Linked DNA regions of Homo sapiens: regions 1 and 3 are each linked to region 2. The links are chromatin loops, found by intact Hi-C in ENCODE. Cell type or tissue: mammary epithelial cell. All regions are shown on one strand.

What was found. Peaks named below come from ENCODE experiments on the same cell type or tissue, not always from the same donor. Only the 100,000 strongest peaks of a DNase experiment are listed, where the experiment ranks them.
Region 1: it touches region 2 in a loop (6-fold over the local background); 7 of 110 quality-filtered maps call a loop at or near these places.
Region 3: a loop joins it to region 2, with 5 times the contacts of the local background. A loop is called at or near these places in 4 of 110 quality-filtered maps.

Annotation. Positions count from the first base shown.
Region 1 is chr14:87,612,246-87,620,245 of GRCh38, reverse strand. LINC02296 (long intergenic non-protein coding RNA 2296) reads left to right here and starts at 6,783. Exons shown (of 16, transcript XR_007064294.1): 1 at 6,783-6,931. In mammary epithelial cell, a CTCF peak has its summit at 4,001 (motif pointing right); no DNase peak of the experiment used is centred here.
Region 2 is chr14:86,899,496-86,907,495 of GRCh38, reverse strand. LINC01148 (long intergenic non-protein coding RNA 1148) reads right to left here and starts at 1,718. Exons shown (of 5, transcript NR_038445.1): 1 at 1,447-1,718. In mammary epithelial cell, a CTCF peak has its summit at 3,779 (motif pointing right); no DNase peak of the experiment used is centred here.
Region 3 is chr14:86,052,272-86,060,271 of GRCh38, reverse strand. The region is part of intron 1 of LINC02328 (long intergenic non-protein coding RNA 2328); the gene reads right to left. LINC02316 (long intergenic non-protein coding RNA 2316) reads left to right here. Exons shown (of 5, transcript NR_184189.1): 3 at 4,788-4,931; 4 at 5,670-5,738. Among named protein-coding and RNA genes, the nearest start is that of LINC02316, 6.7 kb to the left of the region's middle. In mammary epithelial cell, CTCF peaks have their summits at 3,020 (motif pointing right) and 4,566 (motif pointing right); no DNase peak of the experiment used is centred here.

The sequences.
Region 1 (8,000 bases), 710 kb before region 2:
CCTCTTGCTTGCTCTCTCATCCTCAAGATCTTTTCCACAGACACACTGAACTCCAAGCTTTTACATTCACCTTTACTGTGACAGGGTATTGGGCTTGTTCTGATGGTTTAATAATCTCTGCCGACGAAATGTAAATTGTGGGAGTGATTTGGGGACTGTGGACAACTGACCATAGGAGCAGGGTAGAGGGCTTCTAATACTTTTCTTTTCTTTTTTTTTTTTATTTTGAGATGGAGTCTTGCTCTGTCAACCAGGCTAGAGGGCAGTGGCACAATCTTGGTTCACTGCAACCTCCGTCTCCCAGGTTCAGGCAATTCTCCTGCCTCAGCCTTCCGAGTAGCTGGGTGCACACCACCATGCCCAGCTAATTTTTGTATTTTTAGTAGAGATGGGCTTTCACCATGTTGGCCAGGCTGGTCTTGAACTCCTGACCTTGTGATCCGCCCACCTCAGCCTCCCAAAGTGCTGGGATTACAGACATGAGCCACCGTGCCCGGCCTCTAATCATTTCCTATAAATAATTGAACTTTTTTTTTCAGCTGGTAGTGATTTTCTGTCTTGCTTCGCAAAGCCTGAACTTGAACCAAGAAGCAAATTGTTCTTTGTCCACAGGTTGTCTGACTAAAAACAATGGGGTAAATAATGGACACAGGTGGTTAAAGGAAGAAAGCATGGTTTTTCTTTTGCCACTGATGAGTTTTAAATAAATCTGTTTTCTAGGGCTTAAATTAAGAATCCATCACCGTACAGTGAGAGGCATAAACAGAGCTCCTTCTCTACTTCCTGCTGAGGGTCAGAGAAAGCTGTTTCTGTGTTTGTTCTGAATAGAAAAATTTAGCTGAGGGTCAAAATGATAGGGCAAAACTTCAGCAAATGCACGTAACACAAAGCAAGGCCTAGTCTATTAAGATCCTATTAACTGGCTCGCAAATTTTCACAAAAATACTGCCAAATTTGCCTGTTGGTTTATTACTTATACACCAAGAGAAGTCTCTTGGAGGAGATCAGGAAGACAATTTTGACCAGCCAATCTGACTGAGGGTTTCTGATGAAATGACAAACACAATAGAATTCAGAAGGGTTAAGAAATGAGGTAGAATATGAAAGCTAAGTTGTATTACTGTGATTTGCCTTGTGTGAAGCAGCTGGAGAGATAAGTGGGTTAAAATTTTTTTTTTTTTTTTGAGACGGAGTCTCACTCTGTTGCCCAGGCTGGAGTACAGTGACATGATCTCTGCTCACTGCAACCTCCGCCTTCTAGGTTCAAGCAATTCTACTGCCTCAGCCTCCCGAGTGGCTGGGACTACAGGTGCCTGCCACCACACCCGGCTAATTTTTTGTATTTTTAGTAGAGATGGAGTTTCACCATGTTAGCGAGGATGGTCTTGAAATCTTCTGACCTCGTGATCCGCCTACCTCAGCCTCCCAAAATGTTGGGATTACAGGCGTGAGCCACTACACCTGGCCTAAAGAATTTGAAAATCTGCATACATCCACTAATAATAGAACCTGGGATCCCTGTCCCTCTGCTTCATGAGCAGAGGACAAGCCTGGTTGCACAAGCTAGGAGAGTAACCTATGAGAGCTACCACCACTTTGCTATATCTATAGGATATTGGCACCGTGCCCTAGGAGAAGAGCCTAGTCTCCAGAGTTGCCTGTTTTTGCAGTGAATCTTCTGTAACACTTAAGACTTACCGCTACATAATGGGTGAATCTGCATTCGTACTAAAATTACTCTGAGTTCTAGGACATTGGGCCCAGGGAAGAATTATGTTGGAGGAGTGGTCACAGAAGATAAAGCGGCTGTCAGTGACTGCAAACGACAAGTTCCTTGAAAATACTTTCTCTGTGTTACGAGATCAATGGGCATTCATTGGGATTTATTGATAGGCCAGGGTGATCTACTAAGAAGGTCTGGGTTTTAATGTACTGTTTAGAGAACTGGAAGAGGATTTGATGACCTGCCCTGGAAGCCTATGTGACTTTGGTTAGAAAATCCACCTTTGTGCCTTGATACTTCAGCTGATAGAATGGCAACAATGACAATTGCAGGCCATTAATCGAGGACTGGTACCAGGGCTCCTATTACCTTCTGCTGCAAGGAGGAGGATACTAAACTGATGGTTGAGCCTAGTAGATGCTCCCTTTAGGAGAAGACACTTATCACCTCATCTACTGAGAGTGTTAACTATTGACAGGTCATCGCTGTGTTCCTTTCAGGACAGGGCTACATTGCTCAAGGTCATGCCCTTCCCCTGGTATAACCTTTATCCAGTGACTTTTCATGACAGGATACAAAGGCCCAGCCTTCATGCCTCAACTCAAGACAACTTGAAGTGCCATCTCAGATCCAGAGCTTCATGTATGATTGACTGAGGCCTTTGTCACACCTGCGTCACAGTTCATCTTCTCTTTCTGCCCAGCCTTGCTCTTCTGCTCCCCGCTTCCCTACCAAACCCAAAGGTTGATCCTGAGATGTCCTTCAATAACCTTTCTGCATGTGAATCTTTGCTTTACAGTCTGGTTTCTAGGAAGACCAGTCTCCAAGAAAGAGAGTCTAAGATACTGATTATGACTTAGATATTCTAGAACCAGGATTTTAGCTAAGTTCTTTAGTTTGAGTTTTTAAATACCATTGAAGAAGGGCTTAAGAGATGTTTATCATAAAGGGTCACAAGTTACAAAAGGCTTAGCCATGCTATCATATACTTTCAGGGACCTGCAAGTAGCCAGGAGATGGATTTTGTGTGGACCTGGGAACATTCTAGAACATTAAATATAAAACCTGTCATCTAGGTGTCAGGTTTCTTGGATGGGTACATCTGCTTGCTTAGTGTTATATTGTGTTTACAATGCAGTTTTTATTCAGCCAGCTTGGCTGTTAAAGGGCAACAATCCTCTCGTTCACACCCTGAACGTTGGCGGATTCTAATCCTCCCTCTCTGTTCTGCTGCACTTCCTCTCACTGCAGATAATTTGGGGAAGTTCATTTCCTTTGTTGTCTTTCTCTTGTTCTACACTGAGGCAACATTGTTGTTTCCAGGGAGACAGTGAAAAGAAAAAGTTAATTCAAAGAGCTCTAAAGAGAAATATTAATAAAGTACACGAGAGGCCAGTAATTCAGAGGAAAGCAGAAACATCTTTGAGGAGTCTGCAGATAAACAGAGAGCTTTTCACAAGGACATATGAATATTCAAAGGTCTTCATAAAAGCTGAAATATATTTAGTGATTATAGCAATGGATTAATATTTACCATTAGGGAGCCTATTACTCAATAGTTGGAAAAGCCACAAAACATCTAGGTGCAAAAAGTAAATTATAGATGATACATTTTCTTAACATCTGTCGTTGAATAAGGTTGAGAGCAACCTATCTTTTTCAGTACCCATCCATCAACATAATACCTCTTGTCATTTTCTGTAGTTCACTGTTCTATTCTCCCTAGTACCTTTTATTTCCTTTCATGTTATAGAATTTTGGGACTTTTTGGAAGCGGTCAAAGATAGTCATTATTATCAACCACTGCTGTGCTTCTTTTTATTTAAATCAGAATAGGGAGGTTATGTGGTACTACTGGACAAAGTCTATTACCACTATTAAAAAAGCAACTTGAGAAATCTTAGGTGTGCAAATTAGTGTGGGAGTGGTCAAAGAGAGACAGAGAGTGAAGTGATAGGCCAAGGTGAAATTTGAAGTCTACACCAACGGGCAGTGAAGACGGCAGAGCAAGAGGTATTTAGTCATCTGGATGTGTCATCTTAAGTCGAATGGGGAAGAGGCAAATTCAGCTTTTCAAATAACTGCTTTTTCTAAAACAACAAAACTATCAAAAAATGACTTAATAGTGAGAAGGTAGGCAGAATAAATGATCTGTGGCCTTTTATGTATTGGTCTGTGCTTACCTAAGTAATAGCTGTTTTGATGTAGTCAATGGCCCCTGGCCATGCACTGGGGGCTTTCTTCAATCCAAGAAAAAGTGTGGCCACTGGCCACTAGAGAGCAGCAGAGAGCTAAGAACAGATCTGAGGCTCCTGATGGAGGGACTTCGACACGCCAAGGTTACCACCTCCATCAACCCGCTACCTGAGATAGATGTTCTCCCCACCCCAACCCACTTTGTTGTTGTTGTAGTTTTTGTTTGTTTGGGGAAGATATTCCAATCAAGACGCTGCTTCTGAGGTTGAATGATGCCGGGTTATCATTCAGGAAGTTGTAGCTGTAAAACCTCTCTGTGCCTCAAGGTTGTCATCAGTAAAATGGGGCTACTAATAGCACATAACACACGGAGCTTCTGTGAGCACTAAGCACAAAGACACGGGCATTCAGTGGCTACTCAGTGAACAGTGCCATCGTAAACATCATAATCATTCTGTGGGACTGGGCTTGTTCAGAGCGTTTGGGGTTAAGGTTTCTTTAGACTACTTGGTGCAGGACAGATTTCCTAATTAATTATAGTAGTGTTTCCTTCTGAGCTCAGAAGTGGTTTACAGTCTGCGTCCCCACATGCTGCAGCTGCAATCACTCTCAAATAGCCTCTCACAGATGAGGAGACCTGGCTCACTAAAGATGATAGAACTGACGGGAGATGGAATTAAAGTCTTAAAGAATCCCCTGCCTAGATACCACTCAGGACATAGGCAGTGGCAAAGATTTTATGATGAACATGGGAAAAGTAATTGAAACAAAAACAAAAATTGACAAACGGGGTCCAGTTAAACTACAGAGATTCTGTACAGCAAACAAACAAAAAACCACCCCCCTCCAAAAAAAAAAGCTGTCAACAGAGTAAACAGACAGAATGGCAGACAATTTTTGCAAACTATGCGTTCAGCAAAGGTCTAATATCCATCATCTATGAGAAACTTAAAAAAAATTTACAAGAAAAAAACCACAACCCCATAAGGAAGTGAGCAAAAAAATAGACACTTTACAAAAGAAGATATGCATGCAGCCAACAATCATATGAAAAAAGCCGAACATCACTGATCATTAGAGAAATGCAAATTAAAACCACAATGAGATAGCATCTAACACTAGTCAGATGGCTATTATTACAAAGTCAAAAAATAACAGATGCTGGTGAGGTTGTGGTGAGAAAAGGATGCTTATTAGTTCAGCCATTGTGGAAGACAGTGTGGCGATTCCTAAAAAACCTAAAGAAGACAGAAATACCATTAACCCAGCAATCCCATTACTGGATATATACCCAGAGGAATATAAATCATTCTGTTATAAAGACACATGCATGCGTATGTTCATTGCCAAACTATTCACAATAGCAAAGACATGGAATCTATCTAAATGCCTGCCAATGACAGACCAGATAAAGAAAATGTGGACCATGGAATATTATGCAGCCGTAAGAAATGAATGAGATCGTGTCCTTTGTGGGTACATGGGTGGAGCTGGTAGCCATTATCCTTAGGAAATTAACACAGAACAGAAAACCAAATACCGCATGTTCTCATAAGTGGGAGCTAACTGATGAGAACACATAGACACAAAGACGGGAACAACAGACATTGGGGCCTTTCAGAGGGTGAAGGGTGAGAGGAGGGACAAGATCAGGAAAAGTAACTACTGGGTACTAGGCTTGATACCTGGGTGATGAAATAATCTTTACAACAAACCCCCATGACACAAGCTTACCTATGTAACAAACCTGCATTTGTACCCCTGAACTTAAAATAAAAGTTGAAAGGAAGAACCCCCCTGCCTAAAAGTGATGTTCCTTCTGAAAGTAGGAGAGGCTGGTTTGGAACAATGAAATTAGAAAATATGGTTTCATTACCTTTCAGCCAAAGGTCACTTTAATTGGGCAACTTTATTTTAATTAGAAGTTTTTAGGGTCTTGCTGTTCCCAAAATGTTGGTCTTCAAGAAGGTTAATATTTCTGTAATATAGGTAAATTCCAAACTGGCCCTTGGTTGGATATTCCAGTAAAATAAGAGCTTACTGAGCCCCTGCTCTGGACACAGTATTGTGCTGGATTCTATGGGAGATCCAGGCAGTGTGGAAGAAATGGTCTACAATTCAGGATCATAACAGCCGACACAGTAGGGGGCTGGATGAATCCAAGATGCTTTCCTGTATTTATTACTTCCTGAGGGATTTTTCTGCACAGAAAGGTAACTGGAAGATGTAACTCACTAGTTTTCCAAATAATGACTCATAGGGTTAAGACTGGAGTCACAATGCCAGAACCATATTTCTTTTGTTCACACTCTGAGGGGTGTCGTAAATATCACAAACTATTGACTTTTCACTACCTGTTTTCTCTTTTTTCTGGTTAATGATGCATCCAAGTTGGCTTAATGGACAAAGTTACTCACTAATCACCAGGATAGACAAGTAAACAAAAAAGATCTACAGTAAAAGTATAGTGTGGGGAAAATAAATTGGGGCTTTGGTTGAAGTACGCTAAATATAAGTCAATGGTGGGATGTGGCAGGCAAAAGAGATAACGCAATCTGGAATTACTAATGCCCACTGTCTGAAGGAGGGAAGTGTTAGACCAGTGGCTCTCAATATCTTTAGTCACTGATGTATTTGAAAATATGTAAGCTACGAAACTCTCCTAAGAAATAGTCATATACATATACAAATTTGAACAGACTCTTACAGATTAAATGTTCTTACCTCACCACAATGTCCTGTCAATATTGAATTAATTTCATATTAATCATGTCCTATATATAGATGTACAGGCACTGTCCATGCCTATGAAAAAATAACCAGTCTCCTGTTCTCTCCACCCACCTTAGAGTATGTAGGTGAGTGGGTTCTTGCATCATAGTGATTCTAAATGACTAGAAGTGAAGGGTCTGTCTGGCACAGCAGTTGGGGACCAGTACTGAGATTTCAGGACTTCCGATATGACCGTCTTTGTGGATCAGGCTGCCTTTACATTCAAGGTCGGAAGCAGAGGTGAGGATAAAATTCAATAGCTGCTAACTGCATTGCAGTCAATAGACCCATAAAGTAGGGGGGTTATGTTGGAATTTACTAGATAATGAGATGCATCCTAGAATGTTTAGGGGAAAGTATATGGATGTATAGAGTTAACTTTGAAATGCATCAGAAATAAGATGGATGGATGTATAGACAGTAGAGTAAATGGTTAGATAATTGATAAGCTAAAAATGTTAATGGTGAAATCTAAGTCATGTACACTGTAAAATTCTTTCATTTTTCTGTTCCATATTAAAAGTATAGAGAAATATAATTTGGAATTCACTCAGCCAAGTCAATCCCAATGGCAGTAACTAATTCAATGGAAATATTCCATCACTGTGATTATTTCCAGGAAATGAAACTTAACTCACAATAATTAATGCTGATTGTGCTTGTCATTAATCTTTTTGGAATCTGTCTCACTCCATTTTCTCAGTTTCGTATGACAGCCATTCATAGAGAATTGGGTTTTATAGAGCAACACTTTCTCCTCATGCTTGAAGAAGGTGGCTGTAGTGGTGGGAAATGTTCTGTGTGGAGGGCATTTGCTGTTCTAATTTTCTCAAGGGGCAAAATGTAATGGAAACATAATAGAGTAAATGCTCATGGATGTAAAGCGTTTTTAAAAAGTTGCAGTTTTATGTGTTTCTATCTTTCTTGTATTTTTTTTAAGATGGAGTCTTGCTCTGTTGTCTAGGCTGGAATGCAGTGGCCCATTCTCGGCTCACTGCAACCTCCGCCTCCCATGTTCAAGGGATTCTCCTGCTTCAGTCTCCCAAGTAGCTGGGATTACAGGAGCGTGCCACCACACCTGGATAATTTTTGCATTTTTAGTAGCGACGGGGTTTCACCATGTTGGCCAGGCTGGTCTCGAACTCCTAACCTCAGGTGATCCACCTATCTCAGCCTTCCAACGTGCTGGGATTACAGGCGTGAGCCACTGTGCCTGGCCAGCATTTTTTGGTGTTTATTTATAGCATAATTCATTTGCTTTAGATCAAGATAAATAATACCAGCCATTTCTATATGTAAGTCATTCTGT
Region 2 (8,000 bases):
ATGGATTCTGTTAAAACCACTGGAAACTAGTTATTGATTCTGTTATTATTATTTATATTCATTGTTGGGATAAATAGAGATATGTCATTGATTATCACTGCCATGAAAACTGAGATTTGAATATACCACAAGAGTTCTCATCTCCTGATTTAAAAGAACTTTTCATATCTGTATCTTTTAAAATATTAAAAATAAATCTTCAATATTTTTGTTCATTTATAAAGCTACATCATAGGTTTTAAGAATATTAATACAAACAAAGGATTTCAATGAAAAATATGACGCATGAGGAAGTTTATTCGGAAAGATGACATTGAGTTTCTAGCCCTTTAATATACATAGGGTTAAACTATAAAAGCGCTGAGATAAATCTTTGCATGTGCTACAAGGTATAATAATTATGACTGGCTTAAACTATAGACTCATTTGATGTGATCAAGTGATGCCCACGTCTTATAATTGAGGGACATTATTTGCCAAAAACCCCTTCTCAACATGTGCTCCATAATGCACCTGAAGTACCTTCATTATCATAACATGACTTTATGTTTAGCATTACCCTCTTTTCTGGAGTCTTCTTTTAAAATGTTGATATTTCAACAATTAGATAACCTCCCTTCTTGACAGGATATTCCTGACCAATATAGGAAGAAAATAAATTATTTTGTTATGAAAGACAGAAGACAACAATAGCAAACTGCATACTCTACCACTGTATTTAGAATCAGTCTCAAATTTAGCTGGACTTCACATTCATGGATTCAGCTTTACAGGTTATGTAATATTTTGAGATATAAATTCACATTGGAAGACTTGTCATGAATAGACCAAGAATCCTTAATTCAAAGCATCATTTAGAAATGTTAATTTTTGTCAATCAATACTAAATAATCTTCTGGGGTTTCCCTCGGTGATATCCTAACACTCAGTGGATGTCATTTTTATTTTATTTTTAATATCAGTATCATCTATATTCCTCTTTTTTTGGTTCTATTCAACAAACTTTTACTGATCACCTACTATAAGCCAGGTTATCTCTAGATACTTGGATTACAAATATAGATATGTTGTTTCTTCCACCTTGAAGAATTTCAATTTTCTAAGAGGGGGCAATCAGGGGACACAAAATTACATAGACTTCCTAAATGACCATACTTTAAGAGTAAGAGGCACAAAACAAACCAACCAACCAACCACCACCAACAACAAAAAACAAAAACAAAAACAAACACCCATAATTTATAAAGGGTATAGTATTTGGGGAGGGGGTGAAATTGACACTAAAACTTTCTGTGTAAACGGAAAAATGTTGTTTTTAAAACTGTTTTAAAATAGTTTCTGTCTCTTTAGAGGTCGATTTATCTTGGGCAAGCAATAAATACTTTTGCTCTCAGAAAACCGCCAAAACTTATTTTCTTATTAGCTGAGTAGAAAACAAGTACTCACCATTGTGGCTATGGAAGACATAAGCAGGCCAAAGGCATCATTCACCTAAGTAGAGACGAGGTGACAGCGTGCTGTCAGTCCTCACAGCCCTCGCTCCCTCTTGGCGCCTCCTCGGCCTTGGCGCCCACTCTGGCCACGCTTGAGGAGCCCTTCAGCCCGCCGCTGCACTGTGGGAGCCCCTTCCTGGGATGGCCGAGACCGGAGCCGGCTCCCTCAGCCTGCAGGGAGGTGTGGAGGGAGAGGCACGGGCGGGAACCGGGGCTGCGTGCTGCGCTTGCGGGCCAGCTAGAGTTCCGGGTGGGCGTGGGCTTGGCGGGCCGCGCACTCGGAGCGGCCAGCCGGCCCTGCCGGCCCCTGGTAGTGAGGGGCTTAGCATCCTGGCCAGCAGCTGTGGAGGGTGCGCCGGTTCCCCCAGCAATGCTGGCCCACCGGCGCTGCGCTCGATTTCTCGCTGGGCCTTAGCTGCTCCCCCGCGGGGCAGGGCTTGGGACCTGTAGCCTGCCATGCCTGAGTCTCCCCGCCCCGACGACGCCGTGGGCTCCTGCGCGGCCTGAGTCTCCCGGACGAACGCCGCCTCCTGCTCCAAGGCGCCTGGTCCCATCAACCGCCCAAGGGCTGAGGAGTGCGGGCGCACGGCGCGGGGCTGGTAAGCACCTCCACCTGGGGCCCCAGTGGGAGATCCACCAGGTGAAGCCAGCTGGGCTCCTGAGTCAAGTGGGGACTTGAGAATCTTTATGTCTAGTTAAGGGATTGTGAATACACCAATTGGCACTCTGTATCTAGCTCAAGGTTTGTAAATGCACCAATCAGCACTTTGTGTCTAGCTGAGGGTTTGTAAATACACCAGTCAGCACTCTGTATCTAGCTAATCTAGTGGGGACGTGGAGAACTTTTGTGTCTAGCTCAGGGATTGTAAATGCACCAATCAGCACCCTGTCAAAACGGACCAATCAGCTCTCTGTAAAACAGACCAATCGGCTCTCTGTAAAATGGACCAATCAGCAGGATGTGGATGAGGCCAGATAAGAGAATAAAAGCAGGCTGCCTGACCTAGCAGTGGCAACCGTTGGGGTCTCCTTCTGCATTGTGGGAGCGTTGTTCTCTCACTCTGCAGTAAATCTTGCTGCTGCTCATTCTTTGGGTCCACACTGCCTTTATGAGCTGGAACACTCACTGCGAAGGTCTGCAGTTTCACTCCTGAAGCCACCGAGACCACAAACCCACCGGGAGAAAGGAACAACTCCAGACGCGCCGTCTTAAGAGTTGTAACACACACTGGGAAGGTGTGCAGCTTCACTCCTGAGCCGGGGAGACCACGAACCCACCAGAAGGAAGAAACTCCGAACACATCCGAACTTCAGAAGGAACAAACTCTGGACACGCCGTCTTTAAGAACTGTAACACTCACCGCAAGGGTGGTGGCTTCACTCTTGAAGTCAGACCAAGAACCAACCAATTCCAGACACAGAGATATGTTTGCCATACAAATTATTGTTCTGCCGGGTAAATGAAGTTGCATGTATCTTTCAATATAAAATAAGTGCAAATTTTATATGCCTGTTTGGGAAAAATAGTACCTTTGTTTGATTTAAAACACTTTTCTTCTGTTTTTAAATTTTAGACTTTTCTAATGGAGTTGTATATAGCTGTTTTTGAGCAGCTGTTTGTAAATGAGAAGCTGTGATGGAAGAATCTTAGGAAAGTGATGAAGGCTGTTCTTTATTTCAACCCTAAAGAGACTATGAAAAGGAACTAGACTGAGCAAACACTAAACTTGGATTATTGTGTTGTGATGTGATTGTGTCCTTTAGGCCAAAGGCGAATACCCCAACAGTATGATTGGGAGTTGGGTTTCTCCTGAAGGGAATGGCATTTCCTACAATCGATAAACCTGGGAAGAGTTCAAAGATGGGACAGGAAATAAGGAATTGAAACACGCGGCCTGGATTTTTAAACTTCATAGGGGACAGACTCTTTTGCTATTATGTCTACTCAAGGTCGAGTAAACACAGGTGTTCACATGATGATGATGCCTTGGTTGCGTGTAAAAAGACTCAGAATTTAAGTAATTCGAGTAACTAATTACTAGGCCATATCAGGAAATGACTGACTTCCAATTGCCAAATGGCTTGTGGTGCCATCATTTGAACAATCCCAGATTGAGTTCCATTAATTGCAATGATAACAGACAAACCACTGTGTTATGCAATTATGAATACAAGGTCATTGTTGTGATGTCTATAAAATGCCTTAATGTGGGGGATAATCTTCTATGTACCACATTGGTGTTGCCAATACATGTTTCTGCCGCAAAACAGACAATAGACCCAGAGATTCTGTTCCCCAATAAATTGCCACTAGGGGGCAGCAGGAGTTTATTTAATACAAAGTAAAATCAAAAGTATTTTTTTCTTTTCTCTTTTTTTTTCTTTTTGAGACAGAGTCTCGCTCTGTTGCCCAGGCTGGAGTGCAATGGCACAATCTCAGCTCACTGCAAGCTCCACCTCCCGCGTTCACGTCATTCTCCTGTCTCAGCCTCCCGAGTAGCTGGGACTACAGGCGCTCGCCACCACGCCCAGCTAATTTTTTGTATTTTTAGTAGAGACGGTGTTTCCCAGTGTTAGCAGAATGATCTCGATTTCTGACCTCGTGATCCTCCCGCTTCGGCCTCCCAAAGTGCTGGGATTACAGGCGTGAGCCACCGCGCCTGGCCTAATCAAAGTATTTTCTAAAGTACCAATGTTCATACTAGCAGTAACAAAATAGAGGTGTAGTAATGAGTTCTCACTGACTTTTCTCTTTTGCAGATTGGTTTTTAGAAGACTATAAGCAATCAAAATAAGACTAGAAGAAAGTCTTGAAGCACCTTTGACTGTTTTCAAAGAAAGCAGATGGATGATATCTGGATTTGCCTGATGCATCCTAATCTGTACCAAAGAAACTGTATTTCAATGGTTTTGTCTCTTTCTGTGTTACAAGAGCAGCCACTCCACTGCTCTTTCATTCAGTGTTTCCATACAAACCATGTTCTATGTCATTTTCATAATTTTCAAATGACTGAATCTTCAGTTAAGAGAATTATTTGATCTCAGAGACTTAAATCCCTAATCAATGCAGAAAAAAATTTAATAGGAAAGCTTCAGCATAACTTTCATATATTGTAAGGCACAGAATCCTGTTATTTCTCTTCCTGAATGATTCCAAAATTTCCCTCCCCCTCCCGCTTCTACTGCCTAAATTTAAGTCTGTTATCTCTCCCCTGTGTCATTACAAAAGCCTCCTAATTTGTCTCCCTGCAACTGGTGCCTCCTTCATCTGACTCAAGCTCTCCCTGCAGCTAAAGTTTTTGTTAATGCGACTGGATAAGAGTTCTGTCTACTCTCCCTTAGTCTCGTTTGTGGGTCCTTCGTCCTCTTTCTGACCTCAAAATCTCTATCTTCTATGTTAGTCTTAACCAATTTATACTCCTTCCCTAAGGGATATCATATTGTCCAATGGCAGTAGAGACCAGATTAATGTTTTGGACTCTCTTCAGTCCCTGAGTTGTAACATTCGTTTTCACATTCATTTGAATGTTGAATAAGCATCTCAACTTCACAAGTCCAAAATAGATCTCTTGATTTCTCAAGCTCCCACCAACCAGTGCCTCCGGCCTTCTCCATATCTATAAATGGCATCATCCTGACTTTGTTATTCATGCTCAGATCATGACTCTCTCTGCCTGAAAATCCATATCACATTCATTACCAAGTCTTGTCAGTTTTGCCTGCAAAATATTCCCAAGAATCTATCTCTTAATCCTCTGTCACCACCACAACCAATTCTTGCATTGTTCTCACGAAGAAGGCAACAATTAACTCCTAACTCACTTCCCTGCTTCCACTCTTGCCCCAGTCAATCAATTCACACAGAAGATGAATGACTTTTAAAAAATCAAATTGTGTGACTTCTTTGTCCTATACTCTTTAATTATTTCCTACTGGAAAAATTATGAAATGTAATCTTCTGTCCATGCTCGTTAAGACTCTTCATAATATGAACCTATCTCTCTTTCTGACCTTATTTCTTATCACTCTTGTACTTATTCCTTCCACTGTATTCATAGTCATCTTTCCAATCCTTGTACATACAGTACTGTCCCACTTTCAGGCCATTCTACTTGCTGTTCTGTTGGCTCAGAAGCTTCCCCCGACATCTTTTCATGACTTGCTCTTTTATATCCACTTTTGCTTCAGGTCTTTTCTCAGAGAGGCCTTCCCTATACTAGAACTGTCTCAACTAGAACCTCCCGGGATAGCCTGTTGCATTGGTGGTTTCTAATGAAGCAAGGTCCCTGGGGTTCACACACGAATGTGGTCCCTTCCCTTGAAACAGGGCTAACTCTGGGGCTCAATATAATCAACAAGGGAGGTGACACATTGCTGTTTATGGGCCCAAGCCATAAATGGCCTCAAGAGTTCTGCTTTTGTGTTCATTCGTTTAAAAATATGCATAAATCTAGATATGTTCACTCTCCATTTGTGCCTTTCCTACTGCATGTAAATATTCAAATGAAGATTTTTGCATAAAAGTAAAAAAATCTTTTTTCTCCTTTGTGACTGACTACAGAATTGTTAGGTATACTCAGAGATACCGTCTGGCACACACAGGTGTGGCTCATTGGCCTGTTTCTTATTGGTCATTGGTGCCCATGGGTACCAATTACAACATATTCTCATTACCTCTGCCTAGGTTCCATGATATTAATTATCTACAAATAGTTCAGTCTGCCTATAGATCTCTCTAGTCCACCCTTTCTAAGATCAGCAATACATTTCTCTTAGTCAAAATCCAAAAACATTGATTCTCTTTCCTAAACCAGCTACTTCAAGACACACCCTATCCTCCTTCCATACGATTATAACATACTGACCATCTCTTATGTTTCAGAAACATTCTTCTACTTGTACTTTGGAATCCAATGAACTCTCTCTCTCTCTCTTCACTTCCTCTCTTTAGAGTAATCTTCCTTTGGTATATTCAACCTCTCTTTTGTATTGGTTCTTAAGGATGCTCAAATACATACATTCATACATATATATAATATTTCAAATAAATATGTAGAGAAACATAAGTCAACATTTACTCTCCTTCAGGTATCACTTTGACTTGTTATCCATGCAGAATCATGTCTCTCTAAATAAATTTTTCTACCTGCTTCTTCCCACTTCCTCACTTCCCTCACACTTTTCAATCCATTTACCTTTGCTTGTAGTCTTGTCTGTCCATCAAAGCAATACTCACTCTGACCTGTATGTTGCCTGACATTTTTAGTCCTCTATTCCTTATTTCTCAGCACGATTTTAAACTGTGGATTACCGGCTTCTTCTGAAATATTACCATTACTTGGCTGCCATGACATGCTACTGGCGTTTGTTATAATGCATGTATAGCCCATGCTTCTCTGACTCCTTTGTCCACCCAGCCTTCTAGCCTGGGCTGCTTCATTATGGCATTCATCAGAGCTTGATTCTTGGTCCTTGGTCATTTGCTTTTTCTGCACCCTCCCTAGACAATCTTACTCATGTCCATGCAGTTACCACATATATACAGATGACTTCAAAATCTGAAAAACAGTGAGATGACTCCTCCAAACGCCAGCCATGTATCTTAACAGTTACTTTACATATTCCTCTTAATGTCTCAAAGACATTTTAAAAACTTACCAAAATTGAGCATATGCTCTCTACTCCTCAACCCACTTCAATGTTTTTTTTCTTCTTGTTTTTCTTTTCTCAACTAGCACTACCAGACGCCATGCTCTGGATTACCCCTATAACCAACACTAAATACATTGTGTATATACCCTCTCCTTGTAATTGTCAGCATCTTGGATCAAACTAGTATTATTTGTTTGTTGCATTAATTCAAAATCATTCTTACCTATGCACCCCTATGTACTAGGGTTCATCCACAACCTGCTGAGTGATATTTTCCAAATACAAATAGGCATATGTGACAACCCAATTCCTGCTCCTTGCTTAAAACATTCCAATGGCTTCTTAATGCTCTTTGGAAATTTATGAAACTCCCCATGCTTAAAGCTACGATGCTTCATGGTAAGCTGCACCACCTCACTGGTCTCCCTTGTTGCACATGCCCCTCTCTGCTCTAACCCACTGGCCTTGTTTATTCTCTTGCGCTCACTCTGCTCCCACCTGGAGAAGTCCTTTGCCCCACTAGTTCTTCTGATTAGGATGCTCTTCCATCTCTTTTTCACCAGGTTAATTCCTTTTCATTCTTTAGTGACAGTTCCCCTGGATAATTGTCACAGTGCTCTCTGACAAGGACAATTATCTCATTATATACTTTCAGAGCTCTCTATCTCTTTTTCATGCTAAATGTCATTTATACATCGATAATTTGATTAGTATCTTTGCCAATAGAATGCAAAATCTTCAAGGGAAAGGGCAATATTCATTTAAGATTACATCTAAATCCTCAAAGATCAATCAAATACCTGGCACTTAGTAATTGCTCAATTAACAATAAACAGTTAAATGAATGACTTAATG
Region 3 (8,000 bases), 850 kb after region 2:
CTGATCTAATCACATGAGCCCTTTCAAAGCAGAATTTTCTCGGGCTAGTAGCAGAATGGGAATTGGAAATTTAAAGTGCAAGAAGGAACTAATGTGAAGAAGATTCTCCATTGCTGAGATGGAGTGGGGCACGTGGCAGGGATCTAAGAGTGGCCTCCAGAAGGTGAGAGTGGTCCCTGGTTGACAGCCAGGAATGCAGTGGATACCTTAGTCTACTACTGCAAGGAAATGAATTCTGCCAACAGCCTGAGTGACCTTGGAAGCATATCTTTCTCTAGTCAAGACTCCAGATAAGTACACATCTGGACAACACCGTATTTTCAGCTTTATAAGATCCTAAGTAGAGAGCCAAGTTAAAATTTGCTGGAATTCTGACCCAGGCAACTGTGAGATAATAAAATTTTGTCACTTTAAGTTGCTAAATTTATGGTAATTTGCTACATAGCAAAAGAAAAAGTTGCTAATAAATAACTTCAAATCTTTCATTTGTTTTCATGAAATCTGGATATCTATAGACCTAAATTTAAGAAATTTAGAGCTATTGATAGCTTAGTGGTTTTCTTCCTTGCCACAGGAAATATTATATCAGGCTAAAATAAAATAAGAAGATAAAAGAAAGGTGAATTACTAAGTTTTCTTTTGGTCATTTTCTATTTAAAACCAAGAGCAGTCTGGGGGAAAAAAAAGTCAGTTTCATTATCCTAATCTAAAGGATGAACAATTAAAGTTATTGGAAAGAGATCACCACTACAATTTCACTGTTTGTTTAATGACTTCTAGTAGTTTTTAATGTTTAAATTCTACTCTCTGAGCTCACATTCTCATTATACATTTGTTTTAAATATAACCAAATTATGATTATGAATTTATGTATGAAGTTTTTAAAACCATAAGAATAAATTTGGTTGCATCTTATAAATATAGATTTCCAAACACATCTAAAAGAAATTTATGATTCGGTGCTCAGAAAATACAGAAAAAAAATCTGTATTTTTCACATAACTGTAGGTGGTTCTTACAGACACAAATATTTGGGAAATTTTCCTTATAACTAACTATTGCAAACTTATTGGAAAAATCTGACCTGGTTATCTCTACTGCGTTGCATATAAAGGAAAGATTGCTGATGCTCAAAGGAAGTTCTCATCTTGCAGGGAGGAGAACATAGAAGCATTAATAGATATGCAAATATACCATGTAACATATGGTAACTTAAGAGCATAGCCAATGGGAATGAATATTGGAATCCATTTGGCTAAAGGCTTTACTTTACCACAGACCACTGTGGTCAAAGAAGATCTGCTTTATTCAGTGAACCATAAACCAGATTGTTTATAAAGCATGAAACCAAGAAATTCTGAAGTGCACTCACCAAAACAATGTTTCCAGATAGCTTCCAGATATCATAGGGCCTAACTGCAAAAGATGAAGTTTGCTTTTCAGCCTTTTTTTCTGTCAACTGCACCCATTGAGTGTTTTGTGCCTCACTCTTCTTCTGTTCCCACTTTTTCAGGCATTCAATAAATCTCTCTCAAAACCTTACTATTAAGAAATTTACCTGATAATCTCAAATTTTCACTCACTTTCCATAATAACATTTTATTTTAACATTCTAAAAATCTTCTTAATTCAGACAAAATATACAGAACTAGTTCTACATATAGAGATAATCTAATGCCTTAAGAATGAATTCTAGCAGGGTTTTCTTTCATATCTACAAACAGTTTCACAAAGAAGCATTTTTATAAGCCCAATTTCAAAACCATTTCATGAATAAGCTCTAGCATTTGATTTGGCTTTTTTTTAGAGCTCCTGTATATCCTATAAATTAATTAATAAGCTCTTATGGTAAACTTCTCAACAGCTAACCTATATCAGATATTCTTCAATAACACAGAAAAAGTATTTAATTTATTCTTATAAAAATAAATATCCACTTATTTACTTTGTGTTTATTTCAGCCCAAAGCACCATCTATAATGCATTTTTATGCTTAGAATTTCTTAGCTTTGGCCTGGCGCGGTGGCTCTTGCCTGTAATCTCAGCACTTAGGAGGCCGAGGAGGGTGGATCAACTGAAGTCAGGAGTTCAAGACCAACCTGGCCAACCCCCTCTCTACTTAAAATACGAAAACCTTAGCTGGGCGTGGTGGTGGGTGCCTGTAATCCCAGCTACTCAGGAAACTGAGGCAAGATAATTGCTTGAACCCAGGAGGTGGAGGTTGCAGTGAGCCGAGATCACGCCATTGCAGTCCAGCCTGGGCAACAAGAGTGAAACTTTGTCTCAAAAAAAAAAAAAAAAGAAAGAAAGAAAACAAAAAGAAAAAAGAAAAAAAGAATTCCTTAGCTTTTTTACATTGTTCTTAACGTTTAATATTAAAATTCTGTACATGTTTATGCGTTTTAAACATATGAGTTGTTAATCACACGTGTTACCAGACTCTGGAAAACCTTCCCTAAAAATTTTGAGTCAGTATGTACATTTTTACCCTTGTTTTATGAATGAAGAAAATAAGATTTCAAAGGGGTAAAAAAATTTCTCTAGGTCACAAGGCTAATCACCAGGGAAATTAGGATTTGAATAAAATCAGTCTCATATAGAAATCAATGCTTATTTTTAATGCCACAATAATTCCAGTTGAGTCAAACTTCTGTCTGTAATTGTAACTATACATAGCACAAACCTCAATTAAAAATGTTTGTCAAACATGCAAATATAAATTATGAATATTCAAACAAATATAAATGATGAATAGCTTAAATTACTTTGTACACACACATATAAATCCAAAAATACTGCGTATGTAAACTTTTTAAATACACAAATATTTCAGGGCAATAGATGATAGCTGGTACCATCCCAACCAGAGTAATGTTTTATTGACAATATGCACTCATAAATGCAAAGTTATTTTAATTATGCAAATGAATTCCAACAAAATAAACCTAATACATTAATAAACCTCCTTCACCTTTCTTATCAGTAGAATTAAGTTTTATTTCTAACAATGCCCACTAGGGGATGCTGGCGCATTGACACTAGAAAGCGGAAGACATTGGCTGTCCTGTCAGGTCAACTAAAATACTGACAGTGAACCCCCCTTTGCAGTAATTTATTTTTGTAGATAGTTTTTAGAGAATAGAAGCCATTCACACATATTGGCACAGAATGACAGTCCCACAAAAAAATTGGAGTTTTAAGCCAACTGAATTTTTTTGCATTTTAATAATATTTTTAATAAAAGTACTTGGATTCCTGTAAAGCAGATTTGGATAAAACCATTTAGATGTCCAATACTTTTGATCAAGAGTTACTGTTTAAGTGAGAACACATGGAGACAGGGAGGGGAACATCACACACCAGGGCCCGTCGGGGGGTGGGAGGAAAGGGGAGGGAGAGCATTAGGACAGATGCCTAATGCTTGTGGGGCTCAAAACCTAGATGTGACGGGTTGATGGGTGCAGCAAACCACCATGGCACATATATACCTATGTAACAAACCTGCATGTTCTGTACATATATCCCAGAACTTAAAGTAAAATAAAAAATGAAAAATGAAGAGTTATTGTTTATGGAAACATGACATAACTATTCAACTATTAGTAAGTTTTATATTAAATAGCACAAAAACAAACAGGCTTATGTGCTAAATTATCTATATATAATTTATACATAAATCACTATTGTAGCTATTTTGGAACCTGAATTCACTATTGTCTGCAATCAAAGGGGAAAATATATAGGAATTACTTTTAATCAAATAAAATACTAAGTAAAAATATGAAATACTACTTAATGTCATTGATTGTCAATAAGTTATTTTATATGTAATTAAATCATTTCTATCTGAGGAAAATGCTCAAAGTAACTCAGTAAAACACTATGTACAACAAGTTAAGTATTTTTTAATAAAAAAACAAGATAAAAATGAGCTGAATTTCATCATGGAGTTCTTAAGGGAAAAAGTCGAAGAATTTTTTAGGAGCACATAATTTTGTTGCATAATGTCAACCCCAAATGAGCTTGGGATTGTCCCCAAATGTTTATGTAATTGAATTACATTAAATTTTTCACTCAAGCTCATTCTTCCATTATAGGTCCAAACGTTTATTAACCTTTTTTAAAAAAATTAGTGTTATTACCTTTATTTATTCACAATTGTCTCTTTCAAGTTTAAAGCGAGCCTCATCATATTAATAATCAAGCATTTAATGAGGACATTTGCATTCACTCAATTCAGATCCCTCAAATCTCGTAGACTTTAATCATATCTTTTATCTTTCATTTTTCCAGATGAGTCATATGAAATATTTAACCTTGTTATCATATGCAAATTCCTTGAGTCTATTGATGTGGCAATCTATTGACATACATCTATTAAGTGCCTGATTTGCCAGTAACACTATGCCAGGAGTTTACAGGCATAGAAACGTAATAAATTGCTCTGTGTCTTAGCCTTTTCCTGTCTCACCTCTTTTCAACTTGAGGTTTTAGGTGCAAGCTTCTTCCAACCACTGAGCCATCCTCAATCAAACCTGGCAGTACATTACACAATCTTATCCTCACCAGCAGATGGGGCTTATCATGAAACTCACTGTCTTATATCAGGATATAGTACCAACTCTGTCCTTGTTTTAGTTGATCTGCCAATAGCTCTTGATAGTGCTCTTTCTATTCCACAAAATACATACCTTTTTTTTTTCTTATGGATTTCAAAACTCTACGATCTTTTCTCCTAGCTCAGGAGCTACTTCCCAATGTCCCTTGTTTTTGTCATTTTCCTCTAGCTCTAAATCTCCAGAATCTCCAGGGATTGGAACCAAGTGCTTTATCTTTACCATATACCAATCCATGAATCAACTCCAAAACAGATCTCTAGAAACAGACAAGACTGACTACTGCCTGAAGGTTTCTGACACCAAGTTCCTGAGGTGGGTCAATTAATTTTGGAGCACAGAATATATTGCACCTTATGTTTGTAACTATTGATCATCTTTTGTAAGAAAGCCTCCTTTAAAGCTGAGCTCTTGCTCTAACTCCTTTGGGTCCTCACTTTTTCCTCTATTCTCTAATTTTTAGCCTGGTATTAGAGTCTTCAGGTAACTTTCAACCAAGTCCACACGCTTTAAAAAAATATTTTCAGGTATAATTAAAGTACAATAAACTGCACATATTGAAACTGTACAATTTAATCAATTTTAGCATATGCATACAACCTTGAAACCATCACTGCTATCAAGATAATAAGCATTTTCATCACCCAAGATGTTTCCTCTTGACACTGTTCTTACAGAAATTATAATCTCATAATAAAGAATAAATGTGTTTTATAATATGAGAGACATCATTGCATGAAAAGCAGTAAAGGGAGATAAATAATGGTATAGATGATAAATGATATAAAAATATATAGGAGAGAGAAATTACTGAGGGGAGGATAATTGGAAAAGGCTTCATCATTACCTATCCAATGTATTTTCTTACATTATTTTTCTATCTGAATGTTTGTTATTGGCATTACTACTTTGTGCTTTTTTCAGATATTGATATAAAATACTCAATGCATTTTATGTTTGGATTCTTTTTGGCTTTACAGAGGAATACATTCTCTTCTCCTTTGGCTGCTTAATCCCTTCTCATGAAAAATAACCTTGACCTTTGCATTCTAGATGTACCAAATATGAAATAATTTTAGAATTCGATCTCAAATGGCCCTTTTGCAAACTCCAAAATGTTGTGTAAGTCCATTTTCTCTTTTGCATTATTCTCACAAACATACTAAAACGTGATTTGATGTCTTCTATTTATATTAGTGGTTCAAACAGTTTTAAGCATACGAATTATTTTTCTTCTTATTTTTTAGAACATCCTCTTAGGTAGTGCTTCTTCTGTTACCAGTGACATAAATGATCTTTTGTATCATATAACTTAAAGGTTAAAGGGTCAGCTGACTTTTGGTGACATTAGATTATAAATTCAGGTGATGTCATTGGACTCTCTTTACTCAAGTCTCATCTCTGCTTTCCTTGCATTTAGGGTTGTCAGATAAAATAATGTCTCCTTAAATTTAAATTTCAGAGAGACAATAAAGAATGTTTAATATAAGTGTATCACATACATTCCATGGGACATGCTATGTTTAGTCTTGCTGTTGTCATTTTTTTTCCCTGTAAATCGACACAAATATCAAATTGTTCTCAGGTGGACTTTCTTCAGCTGTCCACTCTTACCAAAATCTCTAAATTTATGCCCCGCAGATTAGTCACTAAAGAGAAAAGTGAGTGTCTTTTTTCTTAAAGTCTCCAATTGGGTCTTATTGGAACAAATTGAGTAATAGTCCTCAAACAATTGCTATGACCTAAGAGATAAAATATACTCATTTGTTAGGTCTGGATCATACAAGGCAGAAGGCATGAATGTGTCAGCTTCACCAAACCATATACACTGAGAGTCATTGAGAGGCTACTGCCAGAAAGAAAAACAAGGTTCAGTGGGGAAATGTATATTAGACAACAAAAAGCAAAATATGACTAGCGGAGAACTTTCTTAATATGGCTCTACTTTTAATATCCTTGATTCATAATAATAATAAATCTAATATAAATTCAGGTATATTTTAAAGTGATGTGCATTTTATCAGCCGCAGCTAATTCACTCTTTATATTGTATTGAACATTAATAAATATCAACAGCTCAATGTGTGGGCAGCATGGATTAACAGGCACCTTGCAGTAATTGTGTGGCAAAGAGAGCAGTTGAATTTCTGTCAGGAAAATAGCATTTCTCACATTACACAGCCCTGGAGTCTGGTCTTATCTCTATCTCTTATACCTCTGAACAAAGTAATTCAACTCTCTAAGAATCTTGAACTGTAATCTGGGAATTTAATAATCTGCTTCACTGGATTATTCAAGTGATGTTAAGATAATGTTTCAAATTACCATAGCATAGCAGCTGGCATATTGTAATCTCTCAGAAAGGTTAACTGGATTATTATCAGCAATGACCTTAAAATAATCTTTCAAGTTGATATGATTTGGCTCTGTGTCCCCACCCAATTCTCATCTCAAATTGTAATCCCCACATGTTAGGGAGGGACCTGGTAGGAGGTGATTGAACCATGGGGTTGGTTTCCTCCATGCTCTTTCCATGACAGTGAGTGAGTTCTCACGAGGTCTGATGGTTTAAAAGTGTGTGGTGGTTCCCCACTCCCCTCTCTCTCCTGCTCTGCCACAGTAAGATGTGTCTTGCTTCCTCTTTGCCTTGGGTCATGATTGTAAGTTTCTTGAGGCCTCCCCAGCCATGTGGAACTGTGATTCAATTAAACCTCTTTTCTTAATAAATTACCCAATCTCATGTAGCTCTCACTGTGAAAACTGACTAATACACAAGTGATACTCTTGACTTCTGTATTTTCCTGCCTCAAAACACTTTTTACATGTTCACTAATTTATTATGTGTTATGTTTAGGGCCAGCTCTTCCAGTAAGTTTTTAACTCCTTGAGGTCATTATTCATTAGTGTGTTCTCAACATTTTCACGTGAACTTATTTTAACGTCTGTTAGGTCAAAGTGATTTTTCAAATCACAATGCAGGATTTTTTATTTTATCCCTCTTGAATTCCAAAACCATATATATTTTTTATAACTTGGGCTGCCTTTATCTGATACCTCTCTGTAGATGCACCTTGGAGCAATACCTTCATAGAATTTTCTATGGTCATGCTTAAATTCCTTTTCTTGATAACATTTTCTTCATTGTATTGTTAGTATAATATTATTATTTTTACTTTTCTTCACCAAAACACAATAGCCCCTTATCTCCTGTGGCTGAGACCCTAGAATATCCTCCAATTCCTTTCTTAAAACTTAGTATTTTTTCCACCAAGGAGAATATAGTTTGAGTTGCATGCTTAGAAAATTCAATGCACACCCTTCTTCTTTGGAAAAATTACAAAATTTTATACATGGCCAATTGGATCATTAATTCTTTGGAACGAA